3 separate regions of the Mus musculus genome follow, and regions 1 and 2 are each linked to region 3. Evidence: chromatin loops called from intact Hi-C (ENCODE). Cell type or tissue: gastrocnemius. All regions are shown on one strand. Region 1 overlaps Elovl3 (elongation of very long chain fatty acids (FEN1/Elo2, SUR4/Elo3, yeast)-like 3). Region 2 overlaps Nolc1 (nucleolar and coiled-body phosphoprotein 1). Region 3 overlaps Nfkb2 (nuclear factor of kappa light polypeptide gene enhancer in B cells 2, p49/p100).

What was found. Peaks named below come from ENCODE experiments on the same cell type or tissue, not always from the same donor. Only the 100,000 strongest peaks of a DNase experiment are listed, where the experiment ranks them.
Region 1: a loop joins it to region 3, with 5 times the contacts of the local background. A loop is called at or near these places in 19 of 42 quality-filtered maps.
Region 2: a loop joins it to region 3, with 5 times the contacts of the local background. A loop is called at or near these places in 2 of 42 quality-filtered maps.

What each region holds. Positions count from the first base shown.
Region 1 is chr19:46,133,192-46,141,191 of GRCm38, reverse strand. Elovl3 (elongation of very long chain fatty acids (FEN1/Elo2, SUR4/Elo3, yeast)-like 3) reads right to left here. Exons shown (of 4, transcript NM_007703.2): 2 at 7,937-8,000; 3 at 7,040-7,191; 4 at 5,498-6,817. The coding sequence ends at 6,390. Pitx3 (paired-like homeodomain transcription factor 3) reads left to right here. Exons shown (of 4, transcript NM_008852.4): 2 at 3,698-3,827; 3 at 4,007-4,209; 4 at 4,587-5,507. The coding sequence starts at 3,710. The coding sequence ends at 5,174. Among named protein-coding and RNA genes, the nearest start is that of Elovl3, 5.3 kb to the right of the region's middle. In gastrocnemius, CTCF peaks have their summits at 3,843 (motif pointing left) and 4,626 (motif pointing right); DNase peaks (open chromatin) are centred at 4,076, 4,663, 5,057, 5,736 and 3 more places; H3K4me3 peaks cover 2,469 bases; H3K27ac peaks cover 2,941 bases.
Region 2 is chr19:46,082,558-46,090,557 of GRCm38, reverse strand. It overlaps Nolc1 (nucleolar and coiled-body phosphoprotein 1), which reads right to left. Exons shown (of 13, transcript NM_001039353.2): 9 at 7,932-8,000; 10 at 7,195-7,818; 11 at 6,932-7,038; 12 at 6,715-6,807; 13 at 5,015-6,546. The coding sequence ends at 6,388. Among named protein-coding and RNA genes, the nearest start is that of Nolc1, 11 kb to the right of the region's middle. In gastrocnemius, a CTCF peak has its summit at 4,021 (motif pointing left); DNase peaks (open chromatin) are centred at 2,500 and 4,027.
Region 3 is chr19:46,306,126-46,314,125 of GRCm38, reverse strand. Nfkb2 (nuclear factor of kappa light polypeptide gene enhancer in B cells 2, p49/p100) reads right to left here. Exons shown (of 22, transcript NM_019408.3): 2 at 7,762-7,843; 3 at 7,600-7,640; 4 at 7,257-7,355; 5 at 7,033-7,184; 6 at 6,656-6,762; 7 at 6,408-6,566; 8 at 6,066-6,170; 9 at 5,868-5,953; 10 at 5,643-5,781; 11 at 5,372-5,497; 12 at 5,052-5,261; 13 at 4,830-4,971; 14 at 4,357-4,471; 15 at 4,070-4,283; 7 more. The coding sequence ends at 2,232. Psd (pleckstrin and Sec7 domain containing) reads left to right here. Exons shown (of 18, transcript NM_028627.2): 16 at 328-472; 17 at 681-824; 18 at 1,197-2,039. The coding sequence ends at 1,427. Among named protein-coding and RNA genes, the nearest start is that of Nfkb2, 4.4 kb to the right of the region's middle. In gastrocnemius, a CTCF peak has its summit at 4,849 (motif pointing right); DNase peaks (open chromatin) are centred at 4,886 and 7,045; H3K4me3 peaks cover 1,033 bases; H3K27ac peaks cover 1,035 bases.

The DNA of each region.
Region 1 (8,000 bases), 170 kb after region 3:
CTGGATGTGGGAGCGCATGTGTGAGAGAGCGTGTGTGTGTGTGTGTGTGTGTGTGTGTGTGTGTGTGTGTGTTTGTGCCTTTGGCTTCACGTCCAAGTGCTTGCTGTGTCTAAGGGGGGCCTGTGTGTGGCTGCACATGTGTCGTCTGTCTCTGGGAGCTCATAGCTTGAACTCTGCCTGTCACTGCTCTGGCTGCTACCCTCTGCCCGGGCCTCCTTCTACTGAAATAGAGGATGAAATCAAGCGGCAGGTATGGAATGTCAGGGGAAGGGGAGCTTGGAAAACCAAAAGTCTGCTGCCAGGACACACTGGAAGGATGGACGGCAACAGAGGGACACAGCTTTTCTTGCGGGCAAACCTCACTGTCCCCTTGGCCAGTTCTGCGTTGCTTCTGTGGCTCCTGGAAAAGTCAGGAGCGTGGTTTGAATTTCAAGGTCATCTGGAGTCTGAAGGAAGGGCTGGCTGCAGAGCACCTCAATTTCCAGAGCTAACTTCCTCCCACATCTCCCCAGAAAATTTGAAGCCCTGCTGGTCCTGCTGTCACAGTTCCTTGCAAGGCCATCTCCACTCCAGGGGACACATTGTTGGGCCTAGGTTTTCCATTGCCATGCCTCCAGCTCCTGTCGTGAGACCTGGAAAGGGAAGTTAACTGACTACCTCCATCCTTGGCCCAACTCCTCTCCTTCCCTACTGGGTTCCCTCCTGTCTTACCTCTCTAGCCCCAGGAAGAGTCCAAGAACAAGACCCGACTGCCAGTGGAAAGAGCAAGAATTCTGTTCAAACCCAGTCCTACTGTCAGCTTGGCTTGAGTTAGGGCTGTGTTCTCAGAGCTGGTTGAAGAGGGTATTACCATGTACAAAACACAGGCCATTGTCCAGCCTCACATCCTTCTGAAAGGTTCTCAATAAATTTGGATCAGCCAAGAGATGCACATCTCGATCAATCCGAGCTAATTCACCACAGTAATGCCATAATGTCCCTGATAATGGGGAGAGGGTGTTGGAGACAGAGACACCCCCACCTAGCTCTCTCCTTCTGACCCTAGTTTCTGTTTTCTGCCCAAGAGGCTCTTGGAGTCAAGAGACCCATTACTGTCCCTTTTCTTTCCTCCCATGCGAGGTCTTGTGAATGTCAACCAGAAAGGGGCCAACCAAGGGGAAACTCAGCAGGGACCCAGGCAGACTCCTTCAGAAAATCAGGCTAGGTCTGAGATAGGAATCCTGGCAAGAAGTGGTGTGTGTGTGTGTGTGTGTGTGTGTGTGTGTGTGTGTGTTGGGAGAACTGTGTACATGAGGTGGAGGAAGAGATGACTGGTAGGAGGTGAGATATGTTTTGGACAAGCAAAGGAACAGAAGGAGCCTATGTCCTTTGTAGGTTTCTTTTCTTCTTTCTTGTTTTTTTATTTTTGTTTCAATTTTCAGATTTTTAAAAAAATTTTATTTGTATGACTGTTTTACCTCCGTGGAGACGAGGTGAGGGACCTGGGTTCCCCGGAACTGGAGTTACTGATGGTAATGGCTGTGAGCTACCATATGGATGCTAGAAATCCAACCTGGGTCCCCTGCAAGAGCAAGTGCTTTAAACTGTGGAGCCGTCTCCCCAGCTTGGTTCTGATATGGAACCATTTACTAAGCCATTTACAAGCCATTTACTAAGAAAGTATAAATAACTCAAACAAGCAGACCCGCCCTACTGTGGAAGCAGACCTAACCCTGAGAGGACTTCAACAGAGGGCTCCAAGGAACACAACTTGGAAAAGCCTCTTTAGGAGCCCACAGATTTAGCTCAGGTCCTAACTGTACTTGTACTTTAAGTTGCTTTGAGTCTCAGGTTCCACCTATGAAATGGGTGGGTTGGGCTAACCATTCCTAACCTCAAGGTCTGAAATCTGAAATTCTCTGAAATCCAAAAGCTGAGGTGGGGGGTACATCCAGTTTTGGGTTTTTAAAAATTATCTTGTTTTGTTTATGTGTATGGGTATTTTATCTGCATGCATGCCTACACGCCGAAAGAGGGCATCAGACCCCATGGGACTACAGTTATGGGTGGTTATGGGCCACCATGTGGATGCTGGGAATTGAACTCAGGACTTCTGGAAGAGCAACCAGTCCTATTAATTACTGAGCCATCTCTCCAGCCTGCAGTTTTTGGAGCTTTTGGATTAGAGATGCTCTACTGGAAATCTAAACACATATTCTTTGGGTATATGTGTGAAAGTTTTGTGTGTGAAGGTGCACATGCAGAGATGGATGGAGGCCAGAGGTTAACATCTGGAGTCTTCCTCAATCATTCTGTCTCTTAGTGTTTTTGTTTTATTTTGTTTTTGTTTTGTGTTGTTTTGAGGCAGAGTTTCTTGTTGAATTTGGATCTGGTCAGTTCACCTTGACTAGCTGGCCAGGGGTCCTCCTGTTTCTATCTCCCCGGTGCTGGGGTTACAGGGTGGTGCTTTGTGGATGCTAGAATAAATCAGACTCAAGTCCTTATGCTTGTATGACAAGTACTTTACCATCTGAATCACTGCTTGTCTTTTCAGGCAGGGTCTCATGTAGCTAAGGCTGGCCTTAAACTCCAGGTCTGCCTTCCAAGGGTACTAGAATTACAGATCTACATTACCACACCTGGCTCTAAACAAATATTCTGTTTTTGAAAAAGAAAAAGAAAAAACAAAAACAAAAACCTTTAAAGCTGGGATAGTAGTGGTGGCGGCAACACACACATGCCTTTAATGCCAGCACTTGGGCTACAGAGGCAGGCAGCTCTCTAAACTGGAAGCCAGCCTGTTCTACAGAATGAGTTCCAGGACAGCCAAGGCTACATAGAGAAATCCTGTCTAGAAAAACCAGATAGATAGATAGATAGATAGATAGATAGTCAGACAGACAGACAGACAGACAGGCAGACAGGCATGGTAACCCAGACCTGAAATTCCAGCATTCAAAGGTGGGAGCAGCAAGGAAGATCAAAAATTAAGGCTAGCCTGAGCTACATGAGACCCTGCCTCAAACAAACAAAATGGAGTAGCCGTGGCACTAGGCATAAGCCCAACAATTAATGAGTCTATCGTACATGTGCTTACATAAAACCTCTCAGTGTACATCTTTTTTCTCATTGGCCTTCTTTCCCAACTCTTTTATTTTTCCCAGTGTATGGGTGTCTTTCCCTGCATATATGTTTGTTCACCAGAGTACCAGAGTGCCTACTCCCTGGGGCGGGGGCGGGGGGGGGGGCAGAAGAAGGCTTTGGATCCCCGGGAACTGGAGATTCAGACAGTTGTGAGCAGCCAGTCATGTAGGTGCTGGGAATTGAAGAAACATCCTCTGGAAGAGCAGCCGGTGCCTTTAGCCGCTGAGCCATCTCCTCTGCCCCGCCCTACTCTATTCTATAGTGCACCATTCGGGATAGCTTTTTGTCAGTGGATAGGAAAAGAGGCAAGAATGTTATGAGGAAACCCTATTAGGAGCCTGATAAATCGATAGTTTGTTGGCTGTTGTTGTTGTTTGTTTGTTTGTTTGTTTGTTTAAGACTGTGTGTCTCACCGTGTGTTCTTGGTTGACCAGGTACACACTGTAGAGTGAAGATCTTCCTGTTTCTGCCTCTTGAGTACTAGGGTCACAGGCACGCACCACATCAGGGTATCCCTAAGCCCCTGATCTTTACTTCTATTAACCTGACATATGTCTTCTCTTTCCTCTACTAGAGACCTCCCTCCATGGAGTTTGGGCTGCTTGGTGAGGCAGAGGCGCGAAGCCCTGCGCTGTCGTTATCGGACGCAGGCACTCCACACCCTCCGCTTCCAGAACATGGCTGCAAGGGGCAGGAGCACAGTGGTGAGCGCGCCCCCTTCTGGGGGTGGAGGAGAAAACAGTTTAGCCTTGATGCGGGGTGGGAGCGAGAGTGATAACCTGAGCGGGAGCCAGCCAGGGGCTGAGGAATTCCTTGAGGCCCCTGAACCAGAGACTCCGCACAGGCCCTAGCGCCCTATGACCTGCCACATTCTGGCCCTCAGACTCGGAGAAGGCCTCGGCCTCACTGCCGGGGGGCTCCCCCGAGGACGGCTCTCTGAAGAAGAAGCAGCGGCGGCAGCGCACGCACTTCACCAGCCAGCAGCTGCAGGAGCTGGAGGCCACCTTCCAGAGGAATCGCTACCCTGACATGAGCACCCGCGAAGAGATCGCGGTGTGGACCAACCTCACTGAGGCCCGCGTGCGGGTATGGCCCCACCTGCGCGCACCTCGCTCTCGTGCCCCCCACCCCCCATCCCAAGTAGCTGGTGACTCTGCGGGGCCGGTGCCACGTCGGGCCCAGTTCCCCACCCTCCTGCTGCCTTGCCTGCCACCCCCATCACTCGATTCCTCGGCTGGGACCAAGGCTCTACCTTCCCCTCATCTCTCTTTGATCCCGAGCTGTTCCCCCAAACCCTGCGGCCCCTGGCTTCACTTCTCTGGCCCCCAGGCTCGGTGCGCTCCTCCCTTCCAGCCTGCATCCACCATGCACCTCTGATCTTCCCCGCCCGGGCTCGATCCTACTGTGGGTGGCCCAGTCCCCAGCCACTCCACCTCCTGACAGCCTTTCTCGGATACCCGCAGGTGTGGTTCAAGAACCGGCGCGCCAAGTGGCGGAAGCGGGAGCGCAGCCAGCAGGCGGAGCTGTGCAAAGGTGGCTTCGCAGCCCCGCTCGGGGGCCTGGTGCCACCCTACGAGGAGGTGTACCCGGGCTACTCGTACGGCAACTGGCCGCCCAAGGCTCTCGCCCCGCCGCTCGCCGCCAAGACCTTCCCGTTCGCCTTCAACTCGGTCAACGTGGGGCCTCTGGCTTCACAGCCTGTATTCTCACCGCCCAGCTCCATCGCCGCTTCTATGGTGCCCTCGGCCGCCGCTGCCCCGGGCACCGTACCAGGTCCCGGAGCCTTGCAGGGCCTGGGCGGGGCACCCCCCGGGCTGGCTCCAGCCGCCGTGTCCTCCGGGGCAGTGTCCTGCCCTTACGCCTCGGCCGCCGCAGCCGCCGCTGCAGCCGCCTCCTCCCCCTATGTATACCGGGACCCGTGTAACTCGAGCCTGGCTAGCCTGCGGCTCAAAGCCAAGCAGCACGCCTCTTTCAGCTATCCCGCCGTGCCCGGGCCGCCGCCGGCCGCTAACCTTAGCCCCTGCCAGTACGCCGTGGAACGGCCGGTGTGAGCCGCAGGTCTGTGGATCCATCCCCGAGGGCGGGGCAGTAATTCACAGCCTCTCCGGACAGGGGTCGCCTAGACTGGCTTGCCCTCGTCCCAGGGTCTGAAAGGGGTGCCAGAGCACCCGGGAAGAGGCCGCGGGCTTCGAAGAGGGCCTTTTCCCTCGCAGCCCCCGAGCGGTGGTCTGACCCCTATGCGGAGACCGCGCCCCTAGGACTAAGGCCAGGAACAGGGACCAGCTCCCCCAGGGCCAATTCACCCTTGGCTCACCCCGCCTTCTCCAGACTCCCCCTATCCCATTTTCAAAGATCAATGAAATAAACGTGCGCGGACTGTCAAAGGCCTGATGATTCAGACTTGCGGTTGAGCCCTCCTTCCCTTCATCCTTCCCATTGTCCAAAAGGACAGCTGGATGTACAGGAACCGAGTGAGCGTCCAGGCTTCTAAGGTTGCCGTCTCACTCCTTTCCTCCAGGATAGGGAAGCAGGGTCTCCTGGAGTAAAAGGAGTATGAAGCTTGGTGTGACCAGCTAGCTGACAGGGATCGTTCTCTGCTGGTGCTGCGACGCCACCTGGTGGTCTCTGGGAGGACAGCCGGTAGGTCTGGTCACCCGTGCTTCCACGCAGCGATCTCTTCTGCAGTTTAGCCTATGATTTTAGGACTTGTTTCTCACTGTTCCTTTCAGAGGCTTGGGTCTCTAACAGCAATAAACTTCTAGTCTGTAAAAGACATTTATTAAGCGCCTACCAGGCCTAGAATTCTTATTGAGTGTTTGTGTGTGCCTCTGTCCTTCCACACACCCTCAGGCTCCCCCCCTGCAGATCACTCACTCCCCAGAGTCAGCCTCCTCCTACCACAGAGTCAGTCCACTCTCCCCTCCCCTCCAAGTCCACAAATCCTCAAGATCATGTTGACCTCTTTTAAAAATAGAGCAAGAAGAGAAAGATTTCTAAATATAAATATAAATAACTCCATTTTAAGGACCTCAGTCCTATCTCCTTCCTAGGGCTTGGTTTTCCTTCACATTAAAGACAGAAACATCAAAGTACCAAACCACACACCCCCTATCCCCAAGGGTGACATTTCTTGGTTGTCATAGCTTCCTGCAACTTTGAGGGTACATATCCCATGGGGGAAACCATACAGGGAGGTACCCTAATCATTCTCCCATACCCTTAGTGCCACGGAGGAACGGCTGAGGCTCCATCTTTCTTTCCTACTCTCATTGGCTCTTGGATGCAACTTTGCCCTTGGGCCTGAGGTAGGCTCGGTGGAAGAAGTGAGCGAATAGGATGAAATAGGTCCCATATAGCATAAAAGACCAGAAGAAGTGTTCCGTTGTTGTGTGGCATCCTTTCTCCTGCCTCCAGATGTAATTCAGTATGCCAAAGATGGTGCCCAGAACCATCTGCAGAATCTGCAGGCTGGTGATGACCATGGGGAGAAGATTAGGATGCTTCAGTTTGGCAGCCTTCATAGTGTAGTAAGTGTACATGACAGAATGGACGCCAAAGTTCATGGTCATGAACCAGCCACCCGAAGGCACTTTGTTCTTGTATCCAAAGCTTGTGAACAGTAGCACTGTGCTGTGGTGGTACCAGTGGACAAAGATGAGTGGACGCTTACGCAGGATGATGAAGGCCGTGTCTCCTGAGAGGTGAGGGATCATAGTCGTCAGGCCACCCAGTGCTGGTACCACTCCCTCCCCGGGGTGTGTGAACACATCTGGAAATCTCACGGTGTGGGTGTGGGGTGGGGATATCTCACTAAGACCCAGGAGTAGGGCCGGGACTCTCCATGTGATGGGTAAGGGAAGAGCGCTGGGGAAGGATTCAAGTCACTGGGCACCGGAGACAAAGCCCCTGCACTCACCCAGTTCAACAACCTTGCTGAGAAGAAAGAGAAAGGACCAGAATCTGACTACGGCGTCATCCGTGTAGATGGCAAAGCACACGGTTTGCTTGAGGCCCACTGTAAACATCACTGTTGCCATAAACTTCCACATCCTCAGAGTACCCAGGATACTGGAGTGAGACCATGCACAAAGGTATGAAGGGATTAGGGGATGGCCAGGCGTGAACCTGACCCAACCACATCCACGTCGGAACCAACTCTCTATCACCTCCTCACCCTTCCGAGGGGAGTGTGGCTACAGCTTTTGAGCTCCCGGGGCCAATCTGGTAGATCTAACAAGTATTCTCCATGAGATATGGGTTAAGAAAAAGCCAGTGGATACAGGGGGAGAGGTGAAAGTCAAAGTTAAGCACAGGGTTCTTGAAGTGGGTTGCCAGTCAGAAGGAAAAAGTGGCAAGAGACAGAAGGACGTGGTAAAGGAGGGGCTGGGGAACTTGATGCTCTTCGATTGCTTTGGAAGAGCAATTTGGGAACTGAGATATTTAAGGCTAGACAATTTTGTCGGCCGTATAGATTTCCCGAGCACAAGAGGAATGGGGTAGAGCCTAACATCTGTATTCCCAGAACTCAGGGGACTGAGGCAGGACGGTTGTGGTATTTGAGGCTAGCCTAGGTTACACAGTGGGCTATTAGAGCAGTCTGGGGTGCAGATTAAGAGACTATCTTTTAAAGTAAACATTTTAAAGAGGGGTGGAACAGAACAGAGACCATAGCCTTGGGCTCAAGGAAGAGAGAAAACCCAGGTACTATGGAAAAGAAGTCGACGTGGCTGAGGATTTGAGAAACCCTCAGGGTAAAATGGAGATGTAAGGACTAAAGAACAGGCAGAGAGCATGGGGTGGAGGACTAACTTACCTGAATATTGCCAGGAAGAAGGACCAGAGGATGAGAGGCCTCTGCAAGCTGAAGCTCTTCCGCG
Region 2 (8,000 bases), 220 kb after region 3:
AGGGTATCCTAGGCTGACCTCAGAGTTGTTTTGTAGCCAAGGATGATCTTCAAGTACTGGGCTTACAGGCATGTGCCACCAAGTTCCATTTTATGTGGGGCTGGGGACTAAACCCCGGGTTTCAAAAGCACGCTAAGAACACGCTCTACCAACTGAGTCCCAGGCCCACAGTGGCTTCTTGAAGGTCTTCACTAAACCCTTTCTCTAGTCTTCTAACCAAAAAGTGATGTGCTCGTTGGAACAAAAACAAAGTGTGGATTAGTGACGTGCCTCAGTGCTCACTGTTCATGTGGAGGACCTGAGTGAGTAGTCTAGAATCTACAGTAGGTGGATCATCATTACCGGCAACTCCAGGTCTAGGAGAGCATGGTTCCTCCGACCTCTGAGGACATCTGCATTCATGTGTACACACACACACACAACACACACACACTAAAGGGAAAAGAAAAACATTTTAAAACTACACTATAGAATATGGGAAGGCAGTCCCCTGTTTTCCTTGGCTTCAATCCCCACCCACTCAAAGGCAGCCAGCAATGAGGGCTGGAGAGATGGTTCAGCCATTAAGAGCACCTACTCTTGCAGAAGACCAAGGTTCAATTCCCAGAACCCTCATGGTAGCTCACAACCACCCATAACCTCAGTTCCACAAAACCAACAGACCCTCCTATGGTGCACACACCTGCATACAGGCAAGAGTTTCATACTCACAGAGAACATATTTAAAAAATTAAAATGATAGCAGGCAACAATTTCCTACTATTGTTCCAGACTTAAAGTTGTTTTTCTATAAGCTTCTATACAGCTTTCTTATGCTTTTATGAAATATAATTATACTGTGAAATAATTTACCGTATATAAGTATATTATAGTATAAAAATATAATTATACTGTGGGGAAAAAGAAAACGAAATCTCCCATTGTCTTTAGGGAGTTTCTGGTTGACTCAGTGGGGGTGTCTGAGGCCATTCTGCCCATTCACACACTGATTCCTGTTTAATGCCTCTTCTACCTCTGCCTCTGTCTCAGGAACCGGCTCAGCTTTTCTTCTTAGCTTCAGTATTTCTTTGAGACAGGGTTTCTCTGTGTAGCCCTGGCTGTCCTGGAACTCACTTTGTAGCCCACGCTGGCCTCGAACTCAGATATCTGCCTCTCTGCTTCCCGAGTGCTGGGACTAAAGGCGTGCGCCACCACGCCCGGCTGGTTTTTCTTTTTCTGGTTGGTGTTTGAACTCTACCTTTCCCACTTCCAATGTTTTATTTGGTGAACGGTACACACCAAGGCATTAGGAGTGAGAAAGTGGCGATTCACACGGTTCAGATGGCCTGACGCTGATCCCTGCAACCAGGTAAAGGTAGCAACAGAAAACGGAGTCCACGAAATTGTCCTCCGGGCTTCACACATACGCCCTGGACTTCACTTCCTCCGCGTCCTTCCTGTCGTAGGAAGGTTGTAGAGAGGAACAGAACTGGTAGAGTACACATACATTATAAACTTAGGGGCTAGGGAGATGTCTCAGCAGCACAGAGTGCCGGCAATTTTTACAGGGGACCGGACTCGGGGTTGGGAAACCCACAGCTGCTCCAGCCCCGGGGCTCTTGACAGCGTTTTTTGGCCTCCAGAGTTACTGCACACACATAGCAGAGACACAGAAACATACATACAAATAAAAACCAAGCGCTAAGTCGGGCGTGGTAGTGCACGCCTTTAATCCCAGCACTCGGGAGACAGAGGCAGGTGGATTTCTGAGTTTAAGGCCAGCCTGCTCTACAGAGTGAGCTCCAGGACAGCCAAGGCTACACAGAGAAACCCTGTCTCAAAAACCAAAAAAAAAAAAAAAAAAAAAAAACAAGCGCTAGAGGGGCATTAACTAGGGTGGCATACACGATAGGGGCTAGGGAGTCCAATAACACAGTCCACACAGGGTGCTAGAGAGGCTGAGAACCCAGAACTCCTCAGTAAACTGATGCCTCCGTAGACCCAAGCTGGCGCTGCAGGTGCCCATGTCGGAAGGCATCAGAGGTCTCATGTCCACAAAGGTAACAATAGCTGCAGAGATGGACACACCCACCAGTGAAAGCACAGCCCGTGGACAAGTCTGCTTTCCCTCAGATAGCTTTGTATCTGTGCTGATAACGTGGTATCCTCTCAGAGGGAGGGTCTCTCCCCTCCCGTAGTCTGCCTTCTCTGGTGAAGGGTTTATTTCTCCCAGCTAATCCGTTCTGGAAAAGTCCTCACAGACCTGAGGCGTGTATCTCTCATTTGATGTCAGATCCCATCAAATTGGCCTTCAAGGTTAACCCTATCACACACCTTGGCATTTCCGTGCCCCAAGGAAAAGTACTGAATGCTAGCTCCTGATTCCAAGAGGTGCACATTCCATGCTTCCAGAAATAGAGAAATATATCTAAGAGAAACAATGACTTACTGTCCAGGGAGGAAGCTTGGGTACACGCCACCACTGGCTGGGCTCCCTGGCTTCTGGCTCTATGTCAGGATCCAACTGTCCTTGGAATCGTGACAGCAGCAGAGGTGGGTATCCCAACATTAGGAACTTGTACTTACTGCTACAGCAAAGGGCAGAACAAAGCTGTCCTCACCATGTTAGCTATCCCATACAACCCTCTCGAGACCCCGACCACTTACTCATCAGCACGTCCAATGTGTACGAAGTAGATGTTTTTTAAAAATATAATGATCAGGGATTATATCCCTGGCTGAACTGAAACTCCTCACCTTGTAGACCAGGCTAGCCTGAAGCTCAGAGATCATCTGTCTCTGCCAACTGAGTGCCGGGTTAAAAGGCAAGGCTACCTCATCCACTGCCTCCAGCTTGATTTTTATTTATCTTCAAATGTATCTATGTTGTATATACATCTATTTTTCTTGTCTTTTTTTTTTCTCCAAGACAGGGTTTCTCTAGCCCCTAAAATAACTGTCTTAAAGACAAAACAAAAAACTAAAGAGGAGGTAAAGTTTTAAAAAGTTCAAAAAAAAAAAAAAGAAAAGAAAAGAAAAGAAAACAAAAGCCAGGCAGTGATGCACACACATTTGATCCCAAGCACTTGGAAGGCAGAAGCAAGGGAATCTCTGAGTTCCAGGACAGACTGTGTGGCAGCCAGGGCCACACAGACACACCAGAAATGGGCCACATGGTTGCTGGAAATTGAACTCAGGACCTCTGAAGAGCAGTCAGTGCTCTTAACTGCTGAGCCATCTCTCCAGCCCCTGTTTTTTTTTGTTTTTTTTTGTTTTTGTTTTTTGTTTTTTGTTTTTGGTTCTCTGTATAGCCCTGGCTGTCCTGGAACTTTTACATTGAAATGCCTTATTTTATCCAGGTGTGGTGGCCCACGCCTCTAATCCCAGCACTTGGGGAAGGCAGAGGCAGGAGGATCTCTTGAGTTTAGAGGCCAGTCTAGTCTACAGAGCCTGAAGGTTTCTGTGTCCTCACTCTGTCCTGGAACTCACTCTGTAGACCAGGCTGGCCTTGAACTCAGAAATCCACCTGCCTCTGCCTCCCAAGTGCTGGGATTAAAGGCGTGCACCACCACTGCCCGACTTTGCTCTCTCATTTCTTTTGTTTTGTTTTTTTTGTTTTTTGTTTTTTTTGAGACAGGGTTTCTCTGTGTAGCCCTGGCTGTCCTGGCAATCACTTTGTAGACCAGGCTGGCCTCGAACTCAGAAATCCACCTGCCTCTGCCTCCCGAGTGCTGGGATTAAAGGCGTGCGCCACCACGCCCGGCTGCTCTCTCATTTCTTAAAACACCACTTCCCCAACCACTAAAGGCAACCATTACCTCCCTCTTTACATCTTTACTTGGATGGGCCACAGGGTTCCATGAAAACCCTGGCTTCTACAAATCATATTGCTTGCAGTTGACTTTCAGGTATCAGGCGACCACATATGGCAGAGGTCTCCTTTCAATACCCTCCACAACCAGAGAACCTCAACTGAGGGCCTTACATCTCTATTTAAAAGCTCATAGCAGGAACAGGCTTCTTATGCAGGGGTTAAGAGCGCCACCTCCTGGCCTCTTCAGTAATTGCAGAAGTTAAAGCAGGCTCTTAAGAGGGCTGGAATTGTGAAAACTTGTCTTTAAAAACTTGTGAGATTCTTGTCTTTAAAAATAAAAGACACTTTGCCACTAAGCCGGAGGTCCTGAGTGTATTAACAAGGACCCACCTGGTAAAGAGACCTGATTCCTAAGTTTGTCCTCTAACCACAAGCGTCCTATGACGTTATCCCCACAACACACACACACACACTTTTAACTTCGGTTTACTCAGTGTTTGCCTGCATGCATGCTATAATACGCACGTGCTTCGAAAGCAGCATGTGCTTTTTAACTGCTGAGCTTTTAACTCCATCCCAAATAAATATAATTTTAAAAAGGTTCTTTTTAAAGAAAAAAACGTGCTACACAATGCAGTACAAGCCTTTAATCCCAGTACTAGGTTAGCAGATCTCTTGAATTTAAGGCTAGCCTGGCAGGGCGTGGTGGCGCACGCCTTTAATCCCAGCACTTGGGAGGCAGAGGCAGGCGGATTTCTGAGTTTGAGGCCAGCCTGGTCTACAGAGTGAGTTCCAGAACAGTGAGGACAAAGAGAAAACCCTGTTAGACTAGACTGGCCTCTAAACTCAAGAGATCCTCCTGCCTCTGCCTTCCCCAAGTGCTGGGATTAGAGGCGTGGGCCACCACACCTGGATAAAATAAGGCATTTCAATGTAAAAATCATTTTTTAGTCCCCAGATGATACAAACACAAGTAGCAGAGCTAGTTTTGGCTTACAGGTCATTAGCTCAACTAAACCCTGAAAAAGAGCTATGCAAGGCACACACCATCTCTAAAATACAGGGGGTAGGGGGAGGTTCGAGTCCAGAAAAGGAAGTGAGGGTCGGGTTGAGAACTGGCAAGCTGAGAGCCTCTACAGTGAACTCAAGCAGGTCTCAGCCCCAGCCCCCTACTTGTTCCGTTACGTACAAAGCTACAAGGCCTTACGTGCACAACGACATAACTCTGAACACATTAGGAACCATTCACTTTATTGTTTTGTGGTAAGACACAGAACTTTGACCATGCAGCCTTCCACAAGGAGCTGCCACAGCTTTTAGCAGGTTACCAGGTGAGCGTGGACACCAAACAGGGGAGGCAATGCCCGGTATCCGTTTCTCACCAGGCCAGCCACGTCCCACCCCTGCCCTCACTGCCAATGGTCACATCCTACAGCTTTATAATCCACTCCCTTGGCCCAGGAATCTCTCTGCTCTTTACTTCCTGCGGTGATAGAGATCACACTTGGTCTATGAATGCTAAGCAAGCACACTACCACCCAGCTATGCCTCCCTGCCTCCTGGCTAGTCTGTATCAGTAACATTATAGGTAAGGTACTAATAGTGAGTCCAGGGGACCAACTTGAACAGGGCATAATTACTCCTGTGTACCGACTTCAAGACAAAATGGTCCTGCTTAGTTAGAGCCCTCCTGCCTCCTTGGGCTGTCTCCTGCTGCTGCTCCAGGTGCCCAGGAGATCCAGTGTATCTACTTCACACCAGGGTTCATAGGTCATCTCCATTTCCTTGACCAGTGACTCAACCATGCAGGTACTTACCAGCCTGTCCTTGATGTTAATAAGAATCAAATACATCCATGAACTTGTCAATATACAACAGTCAAGTTGTTGCAAAATGTCTGTCAGAAAAGCTTACTTCGAAATTAAAACTAAAAGTACTGTAAACATGTAGCAGTAACAGCTACCAAGAACAAAACAAAGACAGCTGCATGGCATTCACACACTCGAGAATCCTGCCTGCCAATTAGTAGGTTACTGCACCAAGAATGGCAATTTTATCCCCCAAAGTTGGTAGATCCACGCTGGCTTCTAGAAGCTTTGGTGCCGGGCCCAATGGATGAAGATGAGCACAGAGTATGCTTAGCAGACAATCATCACAAGACTTATGTCATTGCCCACCAGGGCTTTCACATAAAGAGAATCCTCCAGTAGGGAAAATTATTACCATGTGTTGTTTTGCTTTGCCTTAGGCAACAGCTAAGACTTTAATCTGTGGAAGTCATCTCTGAAAATCACAACAAAAATCTGTATGACATGATTTAATATAAAATATACAAATCTCTCAGTATGAAGACCCACAGAACAGGAAGGCAATTGACAACTGAATGGGTTTCTTTAAAAAAAAAAATCCTTTTTGTCCTTGATATTCAGCTGTCCAGAAAAAGGAGCCTGAGAGGACTGCAGGCTGACACACCTCAGGACCTGCTCCACACCGTCCTTGTCACAACTGTCTCCTAACACGGAGTTTCTGGGTCCACTGGAGTTGAGTGCCAGTCTCCCAAAATCACCCTTCCTTTGCCAAAGGATGACCACGTGTCACTCGCTGTCGAATTTGACGGAATTGACCTGGACAGAGATGGAGCCTCCCCGGTAGCTGCCTCGCTTCTTCTTCGTTTTTTCATGCCGGAAGGACTTGCCTTTGGTGAACTTCAGAACCTGATTGGCTCGCTCCCCCCAGTCTCCAGCTGCACCTCGCTGGTTTAAAAAAAAAAAAGAGGTCATTGCACAGAAGACAATCCGGTGCCCTGTCACCTTCTTTCTCTATTGCCCCTTCAAAGCAGTCTGAATCCACGAGGTTCCAGCAACCTGAACCAAAAAACTCATCTTCCCTCCAGGGTCCCAAGAGTGGCAAACAGTTCTCACCTTGGCATCAAAGGAATTGTCCGCCACTCGAGAGTCCACCTCAATCTCCTCCTCCCTGACCCTTCGGAAAGGGGAAGACGCCCTTCTTTCTCCCTAGAGAAGAATGCAGTAAACGTTAAATTGGTGATTTAACAGCTCTTCTTAAAAGCACCCGCTATCAGGCTAGACTGAGCAGTCAATGGTCTCAGGAGTCTAAAGGACAACGTAGCCAACGTGCCTTCTTCCTTTTTGGAAACGTATTGGGGGTCTCGAGCTTAACTTTCTTAGCTTGAGGAGTTGTTGCTTCATCTGCGGTCTCATTCTGCTTCCGTTTTTTGCCTGAACCTACAAAAAAAAAAAAGCTAGACTCAGGAGCCAGGCCTCCCGGGAAGCTCCACCAGCACTCAGGAGATAACTGTCTCCCCGTCCACCTCCCTCCCTGAGGACATCCCAGGACTACAGACAAAACCCAGGGGATGGGATGACTCCACAGATACATGCCTGGCTTGGTCCCAGCTGCCTTTTTCTTCTCTTCTGTTTCTTCCTCCTCCTCTTCCTCCTCACTTTCCTTGGCTGCTTTTCCATTCAGAGAAGCTGGAGTGCCATTGGCCTTGCTTGCCTGTATTTTAGGGGTAGTAGCTTTGGGCTTCTTTTTTTTCTCCTCTTCACTGGAATCTTCGGAGCTGCTGCTGCTGCTGCTGCTGCTGCTCTTGGCCTCTGCTTTCTTCCCAGGGGCTGGTGTAGAAACGGCTCCACCTGCTGCCTTCTTCTTAGCTGGGGGCTTAGGAGTCTTCTCCTCCTCTTCACTGCTGGAACTATCTGAGTCAGAGCTGCTGTCCCCAGCAGCCTGAGGGGCCTGTTTGGCGGGTGCTGCTTTAGCAGTCACCTTGGCCTTGGGGGTTGTGGCACTTTTCTTGGAGGCCTCCTCCTCCTCGCTGGAGCTGCTTTCCTCCTCGCTGGAGCTGCTGTCAGCCTTCCTGCTCTGAGGTTTCTGGTTACTGCCTGCAGGTTGCTTAGGAGTTGTCACTGCCTTTGCTGCAGATGGCTTCGGAGTGACAGCTGGCTTGGGACTCTTGGTTGTACTGACTGGCTTGGCAGGAGCTTCATCCTCAGAACTGTCAGAATCTAGAGAGAGGAGACAGAATGAACAGCTCCCCAAAATCAACCTCAGGGGAGCCCTGTAAGAGCAGCCCAAGGCAGTGAGTACCCCAGCAGCCCAGAGCTCTGGGCAGCGTTACCCGAGCTGTCTGAAGAGCTTTCTGCTTTCTTCTTCACTGGAGCTGCTTTGGCGGGTGTCTTGGAGACGA
Region 3 (8,000 bases):
CTCTCCTTGTAAGACCCCGCTCCATGGACTGGAGACATAGCTTATTTGGTAGAGAGATTGGTAGCATGCAGAAGGTCCTGGGTTCGATCCCCAGCCCTCCCTGTACATGCCAGACTCGGTGGTACACACCTATAGTTCCAGCACTTAGGAGGCGGAGGCAAAAGAGTCATAAATTCAAGGTCTTCTTTGACAACATAGCCAGTTTGAGCCTAGTCTGGCATACTTGAGATCCTACCTCAAAACAAACAACCAACGACCAAGACCAGGCTCCAGGTCGGGACTGGCACTCCTGGAAAGGAACCTGGGGTCCCTGTGCTGTCTCCCTAGGAGCCTGGAGCAAATGCAGTCCTGGATCACTCGCATCAATGTGGTGGCTGCCATGTTTTCTGCACCCCCCTTCCCAGCTGCTGTTAGCTCCCAGAAGAAATTCAGCCGCCCTCTGCTGCCCAGTGCTGCCACCCGCCTCTCCCAGGTAGTTCCAAGTGGCTCAGTCCCCCTGTGGGATGACAGTGGGATGGAAGTGGGGGGGGCAGTAAGCCATAGTCCAGGCTGCATGTGTGGTTAGACATTTGTGCAGGAGTCCTGCGTGGGTCACAAGAGGGAGGCAGCCCCTTGATAAAATTTGCACGAAGGACCTATATATAGACTGGTGACACTGACCGGGCCTAGTTGGCTGTTAGGAGGAGCAGGTGAGGACCCATGAGGCCAAGCTGAAGGCCATGGCCAGCGAGCTGAGAGAGCACCGGGCTGCACATCTGGGAAAGAAGGCCCGAGGCAAGGAGGCGGATGAGCAGCGGCAGAAGGAGGCCTACCTGGAGTTTGAGGTGAGCCTCCTTGACTGGGGCCTTGGTATCTCCCACACAGGACGAGGCTAGGGATAAGGGTCTGATAGCTAAGCCTGGAACCCAGCTAGGTGACTGGCAGATCTCTAAGTCTTCATTTTCTTTGTGGGGGATGGAGGCTAAATTCCATACCCACTAGGGTCAGGTGACACGTCTGTTATGTAGTCTGTCTCAAGCCCTAGTAAAAGCTACAAAAATGTCTGCTGTCACTACAGGTGGTTCAGAGAGCTCGGAGAGGGCCAGTAACCTCTCAAAAATGTCTTCTGGGACCCAGCATCTATGTGTTTGCTGGGTGGTGGGGTGGAAAGGGCCAGAGGAGGGGCAGGTCTTTATTGCTCCGGCCTTCTGTCTCAGAAATCCCGCTACGGCACCTATGCAGCACTGCTTCGAGTCAAGATGAAGGCAGCCAGCGAGGAGCTGGACACCATAGAGGCAGCCCTGGCCCAGGCTGGGAGCACGGAGGATGGATGCCCTCCGCCTCACTCCAGTCCTTCCCTGCGGCCCAAGCCCACCAGCCAGCCCCGGGCTCAGCGTCCTGGCTCAGAAACCCGGGCTGGAGCAGGCAGTACAAGGCCAAAGCCCTGAGCAGGGCATAGGAGCGATGGGGGCAGTGCCCGCTGGGCACCTGCATGATGACATACACGGTCCTGCCTGAGCTCAGCTAGCCTCGGGCCAGCCACGAGGGCCTCCTGGTCCAGGGCCCGACCGCGCCGGACGCGGTGTCCGGGGCAGGGCAGGGCTGAGCCGGGCCTCAGAGCCTAGGCTGAGGGCCTCTCAGAGACCCCCTTTTTGTGATAATGTTTTGCACTTTTTCGTACAGGAAGGGTGGGAGGGGCCCATGCCCCTAATTTTTGATGGGGGTTTCCTTTCCTTTCCTTCTTTCTTTTTTTTTTTTCTTCCTTTTTTTTTTCGTGGGGGAGGCCTGATCAAGTTTCTGCTTTCTGCTGAGACCACCTCACCCTTACACCAGCAACACCCCTCCATCCTGGGGCCTGGCTCAGACAGAAGCCAGGAGTTGGGGCTGAGCTGGTCCCCCTATTCCTCCCCAAGGGCTCACCTCTCTCTTTGCAGAGACAGAGGAAGGGCATCCACTTTGAGGCCCCATCCACAGGCTGGGGTGGCACGGCCTGCTTCCCTTCTTTGGTGGGCCCTACCCTTTGTACAGCCTCCACCCTCATTAAAACTGCTCTGAATTGCTGGCTGGGCCTCCTCCTCTATTCTCGCTCAGGGACTGGGATGGGCAGCACATTGGGGTTGCTGTACCGTAAGTTGGGGAGGGGTCTTCCCCTTTATTTGACCCACCGAGATGTGGGCTTGAGGTTTAAATAAGATTTCGATTAGACAGGGATGCTGTACAGAGGGATCTGGGTGGAAGTTGACCGGGGCCATTCAGTGCACCTGAGGCTGGGGGTGCCCGTGGCAGAGCCCTCCTGGAGGCTCAGGGGGTGGACACAGCTTCTCTGCCTCCTGCTCCACTGACTGGCTCCCATAGGCACTGTCTTCTTTCACCTCTGCTAGGGAACAGGGGAGAGTCAAGCCTCATGCCTTCTCCCCTCAGCCCAGACACACCTTCCAAGGTGGTTGTCCTTACCTGTGCTGGGCAGCTTGTCGCGGGTCTCAGGACCTTTCAGCAGCCTGACTCCCTCATGGAGACCCATGTCAGACAAGGCCTCCAATAGACCCACCAAGTCCCCACCAGCCAGCTGCCGAGAAAAGGCGACAGGAGGTCTGAGTGATGCTTAGGGTGTGGGGTTAGAGAGTCTTGGTGGGGGAGGGAACTCTGAGAGGCCAAGGTTTCAGGCTTCAGGGCAGGGTACAGGCTGCCTCACCTTGTAACTACGAAGGAGACTGCCGCTGGGAGACGGGGTCTTCCTGTATGTGTCCACCAGGCTTCTCAACCCCAGTCGCTCTGCCAGCTCTGCCCAGCTGCCCTGGGCTTCGGGACCATCCAGCAGTTGCTCCAGGTTCTGCAGGGCTGCATCCCCCAGGGACAGCCCTGGCCCTTAGGGGACAAATACGGACCTGTGAGTTAGCTAATAGGTGTGCAGGGACACGTACCCAGACAGCTTCTCTCCCTTGTAACCTGACAGACATGGTGGACAGATCAACGGGGCATGGAAGAGGAGCTAGACAAAGGAAGCCCTCGCCAGAGTCCCTAAGGATATCACCTCTGGAAGGAGGTGCCTGAGACCACTGCAACCTCACCTGCAGGGCTGGGTGGGGCCAGGGGTGGCTCCGTGGTGTTCTGAGCAGCATTTAGCAGCAGAGTCTTCACCTGGGGAGATGGTGTTGACTGTCATCCGGACCTTAAGCCCAGCTTTCCCTAGGTCCATCATCTGGGACACACCCCCAAGTCCAGAAGGTCCCCAGTCCCCACCTCAGTACTTCTATTGCAAGGGTGGCCTCACCTTGGTACTGCAAGTGAGGTCAAGAGGGGTATGGCCTCGGAAGTTTCTTTGGGTATCCCTCTCAGGCCCTTCAGAGTCGGAGTCGCTCCCAGAGGTCGAGGGTGAGGGCAGCGGGCACAGAGGCTCCTCATTCTCTGCATGGATGTCAGCACCTGGGGGAGGGAGGCAGTCCTCAGGAGAGACTAGTGGAGGCTCCTACATTGAGGACTGAACCATGGGGAGCTGGGGGTTCCCCCTTCCCCCCCTTGCCCTTCATACACCAATGGTGAAACTGACCAGCCTTTAGAAGGAGGCGAGTAAGAGTTGGGGACCCGAGTCCAGCTGCCAGGTGGAGGGGTGTGTTTCCAGCAAAGGTCCGGGCATTCACATTAGCATGGAGCTGTAGGGTGCAAGCAGAGAGCAGCATAGTCCAGCCAGCCAAGCCCTTGCCACGCAGATCATCATTCCGGGTCCTCCCACAGTCCGCAGCCCCATCCCTTCCATAGTCCTCATTCCTACCTTGGTGACTAGATGGGTGACCAGCCCCAACTCCTCCATCTCTGTGGCTAGATGCAGGGCAGTTCGGCCCCCTTGCCTCTCTGGGGCCTCCACTTCAGCTCCACAGTCAACTAACAGATCCAGGCACTCAGGGCTTCGGGCATGGACTGCCAGGTGTACAGGGTATAGTCCTAGAGAAATAGCACACGCGCCTGCAGCTTTGACCCTCAAAATGGCCTCCGGATGCACTCTGACCAGGCAACCTCCGCTCGTGTTTATTGATCATATACACTCCTCGGTCCCCACCCTTGTTCCCAGGACAGGAGTAGGTTGGAAACTTACCCTCAAAATCAGGCATGTGCAATATTTGGGGCACAGCATGGGCTCCGCTGCGCAACAGTGCCTGCAACAGCTCTGGGGCTGCAGCACCTGCCCGGAGAGCCAAGTGGAGGGCGGAGTCTCCGTGCCGATCCAGCAGCGTGGGGTCTGCACCCACCTGCAGCAGGAAGCTCACCACCCTTGTCTGCCCAGTGATTACCGCCAGGTGCAGAGGCGTCTGAGGAGAGAGGCAGCGTTAGGCCAGCTTTGGACTCCCTGCCTTCAACCTCTTACCAAAGGCTTCCCCTTACCTGGTGCAGGTGGTTGGTGAGGTTGATGACGCCGAGGTACTGAGCGTGATAAATGACGTGGGCTATCTGCTCAATGACACCAGTCTGCCCATGGATGATGGCCAGGTGCAGTGGCCTGAGGGTTGGAGATTGAGACTTTGTCTTCAGAAACCCAGCCACCCAGAGCAGCACATCTGCCCTCAAAACTCCACACTTCCGCGGTCTCCTTTACCGAGGCCCCTTGAAACCTAAATGTCATCATCTTAATCTTTTGTCACACCTTGCTATTTGTACCCCTTCACAGCTAATAAAATTGAAGGTCGGGGAGAGTAAATATCTTGAACAGAAGTAGAAAACAGCGAGGACCTGAGACCAGATCTGTCCAAGCCTAGGGTTCAGCTCTTTGTAGATTCCTCTACCCGAACATCTAGACCTGGTAGCAGAAGACCCCAGCCACTGGAGGTCCCACGGAAGCCCGTCCTCTGGTTGCTTACGTGTCTCCGTTCTCGTCCTGTGCCATCAGCAGGTGGCGCTGTCCCGCTAGCAGAGCACGCGCGTCTGCGGTGACGCCGTAGTCCAGCAACGCTCGGGCGCTGCGCTGCGCCAGACCGAACAGGCGCGCGTTGTACTCGCGAGCTAGGGGGCGACAGGGGGCGTGGGTGCGGGCCAGATCCCCAGCTTGGCGCGCGCCCACCCCCAGCGTTCCTGAGATGTACCTCGCTGCAGTGTGTCAAGGGCCTGTGGTTCGCCCTGGGGAGCCTCCGGGGGCGTCCTGGGCTCCTCTGCCCCCTCGCCAGCATCGGTGTCCCGTCTAGAACCGGCCATCTGCGCTCCACCTCCCCCACCCGGATAGCAGCCCATTGGGGCTGCACCGGATTGGTAGGGGTTGTAGGCCAAGGAGGAGGAGAAAAAGCCGAGGCTGCCACCTGTGGGCATGGGGAAGGCAGTGTGAGGTGCCAGCCAGGACTCTCCCAGATTCCTCTCCTAACTTCCCTTATCTCCTCCATCCTTCTCCCTGCCACTTGCACCTCCTCACCTCCTCCAGCGCCTCCATAACCCCCAGCGGAGCCCCCAGAACCTCCACCCATGTGGGATCCGCCCCCGAAGGGCTGGGAGAAGGTGGGCAAGGCCTTTCTCCGCTTCCTCTGCACTTCCTCCTTGTCTAGGAGGAAAGAGAAACGGGGTGTTAAAACCTAATATGGGTCAGACCCTAGATTCCTCAAGCTGGCTCCTGGGAGTCAACTCTAGGCCACCTCCTGGCCCGCCTCGCTCCGTCCAGCCTTTGGGAATGCTGAAGCCCGACTCACCTTCCACCAGAGGGTAATATGTGAACTGTTTGGAGTCCGAGACATCGCCCCCACGCTTGCGTTTCAGCTGCAGGAACACCGTTACAGGCCTCTCGATCTTCATCTTGTGATAGGGCGGTGTCCGGAACACAATGGCATACTGGGGTGGAGGATGGGAGAGCAACATGGTGTCAGTAAGGTTTCTTCGTAGTTCTGTCTCCAGGACAGGCCCTAGTCCCTCAGTACCTGTTTATGAACGTCTGTGGGAGAGAAGTCCCCAAAGGCTTGCCATCCATTCTCATCATCCTCATAGAACCGAACCTCAATGTCGTCTACAGAGAAAAGTGCGGCTTAGCCACAGGGAGAGCCTGCAGCCCCGCTGCATGGATCCCGAAATTACCCTTACAGCCAGCGTTTCCAGCTCCCAGAGGGCTTCTGCCTCACCTTTTTGCACCTTATCACAGAGCAAATAAACTTCGTCTCCACCGCGCACGGAACCCGCTGTCTTGTCCATTCGGGAGATCTTCAGGTTCGAGGCCCCTGGAGACTCTATAAGGTGGGGGATGGGTTAGGGACACATTGATGGGATCGGAGGCTCGGTGGGGTCATTATCAAACTTCAGGAAATGCAGTATTCACATTTACCACTCAGAAGCAACACTCAGATGTTCTGACTACCGAGCACTCACCACCCCACACGTGGCAGGGCCAGGTTCAGACCCATAGCTGGAAGGTATCTCAAGCGCTCTTTTGGGAATGCATGCTTGGCCCCCTGCAGAATACTCACTGCTGTCATGGATGGGCTGGGAGATCACAGGCTTCAGGGGCAAGGAGAAGGAGCCATCGCTAGCTCGAAGGAAAGCTGAGAAGCGCAGCCGTACAATGCTCAGATCCATGACTTTCTTCAGCTCCTTGGCCTCCTGCTCTAGCTCCCGCCGCTCAGCCTCTGGATGGACAATGTGGGTGGTGTGAGCTCTGGGCTGCTCTTCCCGGCTCCTCTAGGAACACCTCTCGGAACACCTTTTGTTACCATACCTGTAAGGCCCTGAGGCTTGGAGCGGAGACGCTGCCTCTGAAGTTTCTGGATCATAATCTCCATCATGTTCTTCTTGGTTACATGCAGGACACCCAGATTATTAAATCTGGAGAGGACAAGGAGGAGGCTTTGTCCTCTTTGACCATGAGGCTCTTTCCTCCTGAGGCACCTCCACCCCCACGCTCCACCCCCCATGGTCAGGCTCATCCTGGCTCTGTTCTCCAAGGAAACTGCTCTTTATAGTTGAGCTCTGAGGTTCCTGGGCCAAAGTAAATCTTCCCACTTTGTGTGCTAGTCACACAGGTGGCCTGAGATGAGACCTAAGGCTGGCAGGCAATGAGCATCCCACTGGGGGCCAGGGGCCAGGGCCACCTACTGAGCAGTCATGTCCTTGGGTCCTACAGACACAGCGCACACTCCCAACTCTGAACACTGCTTGCCCACCAGACTGTGGGCATGCGCACGAGGTGGGTCACTGTGTGTCACCAGGTCCACCTCAATCTTGGCCGGTCCCTCATAGTTACAGATCTGAGAATGGCAAAGGATAGTCAGTAGTTGCCCCATACACCATCCCTACCCTCCGGTGTCATCTGAGCTCACCTTGACAGTAGGATAGGTCTTCCGGCCCTTCTCACTGGAGGCACCTGGCAAACCTCCATGGGAGGGGCCTTCACAGCCATATCGAAATCTGAAGCCTCGCTGAAGGTTCCATAGCAGAGACATTGTGATCAGGAGAGGCAACCCCCCCCCCCCCCCCGTCATCCCCACAAGGCAACCACTAGCCATCACTGACCACAGTGACCAAAAGTGTACCTCCTTCTCATAAGCCCCCAACATATCAGCAGCAAGCTATTTAATCTGATCAGTAGGTATAACTACCCTCCCCCCCCCCGCCCCACCTTTTCCCCAAAGGTGAAGCCACCACTCTCTGTCACTCACTCACCTGTTTGGGCTGTTCCACAATCACCAGATAGGGGCCATCAGCTGGAAATAGAGGGGCCTTGCTGAGCCAGGATCTCTGAGACCATCCCTCAGTGGGGCCTCCAGGGGACATGCTCACTCTCCTCTAGGTTCTGAGATACTGCGAGGCCAAAGACTTACTGACCTGTCTCAGGGGCTGGATCCTTAGGCTCCACGATGGAGGGGCTGAATTCAAAATCATCATATTCGGGGATGCCATCCAGGCCCTGCGTTATAGACAGAGAAGGTGGCAGCTGAATCAAGGGTCCCCCCAACCACCCCCTCCCAAGCCCTCTGCAGTCACTCCCTGGACTCCTCCTCAAGCTATGAGGAAGCTCATTTCTGGGCAGGGTTTGCAGACAGCACAGACTGGCAGACTAAGAC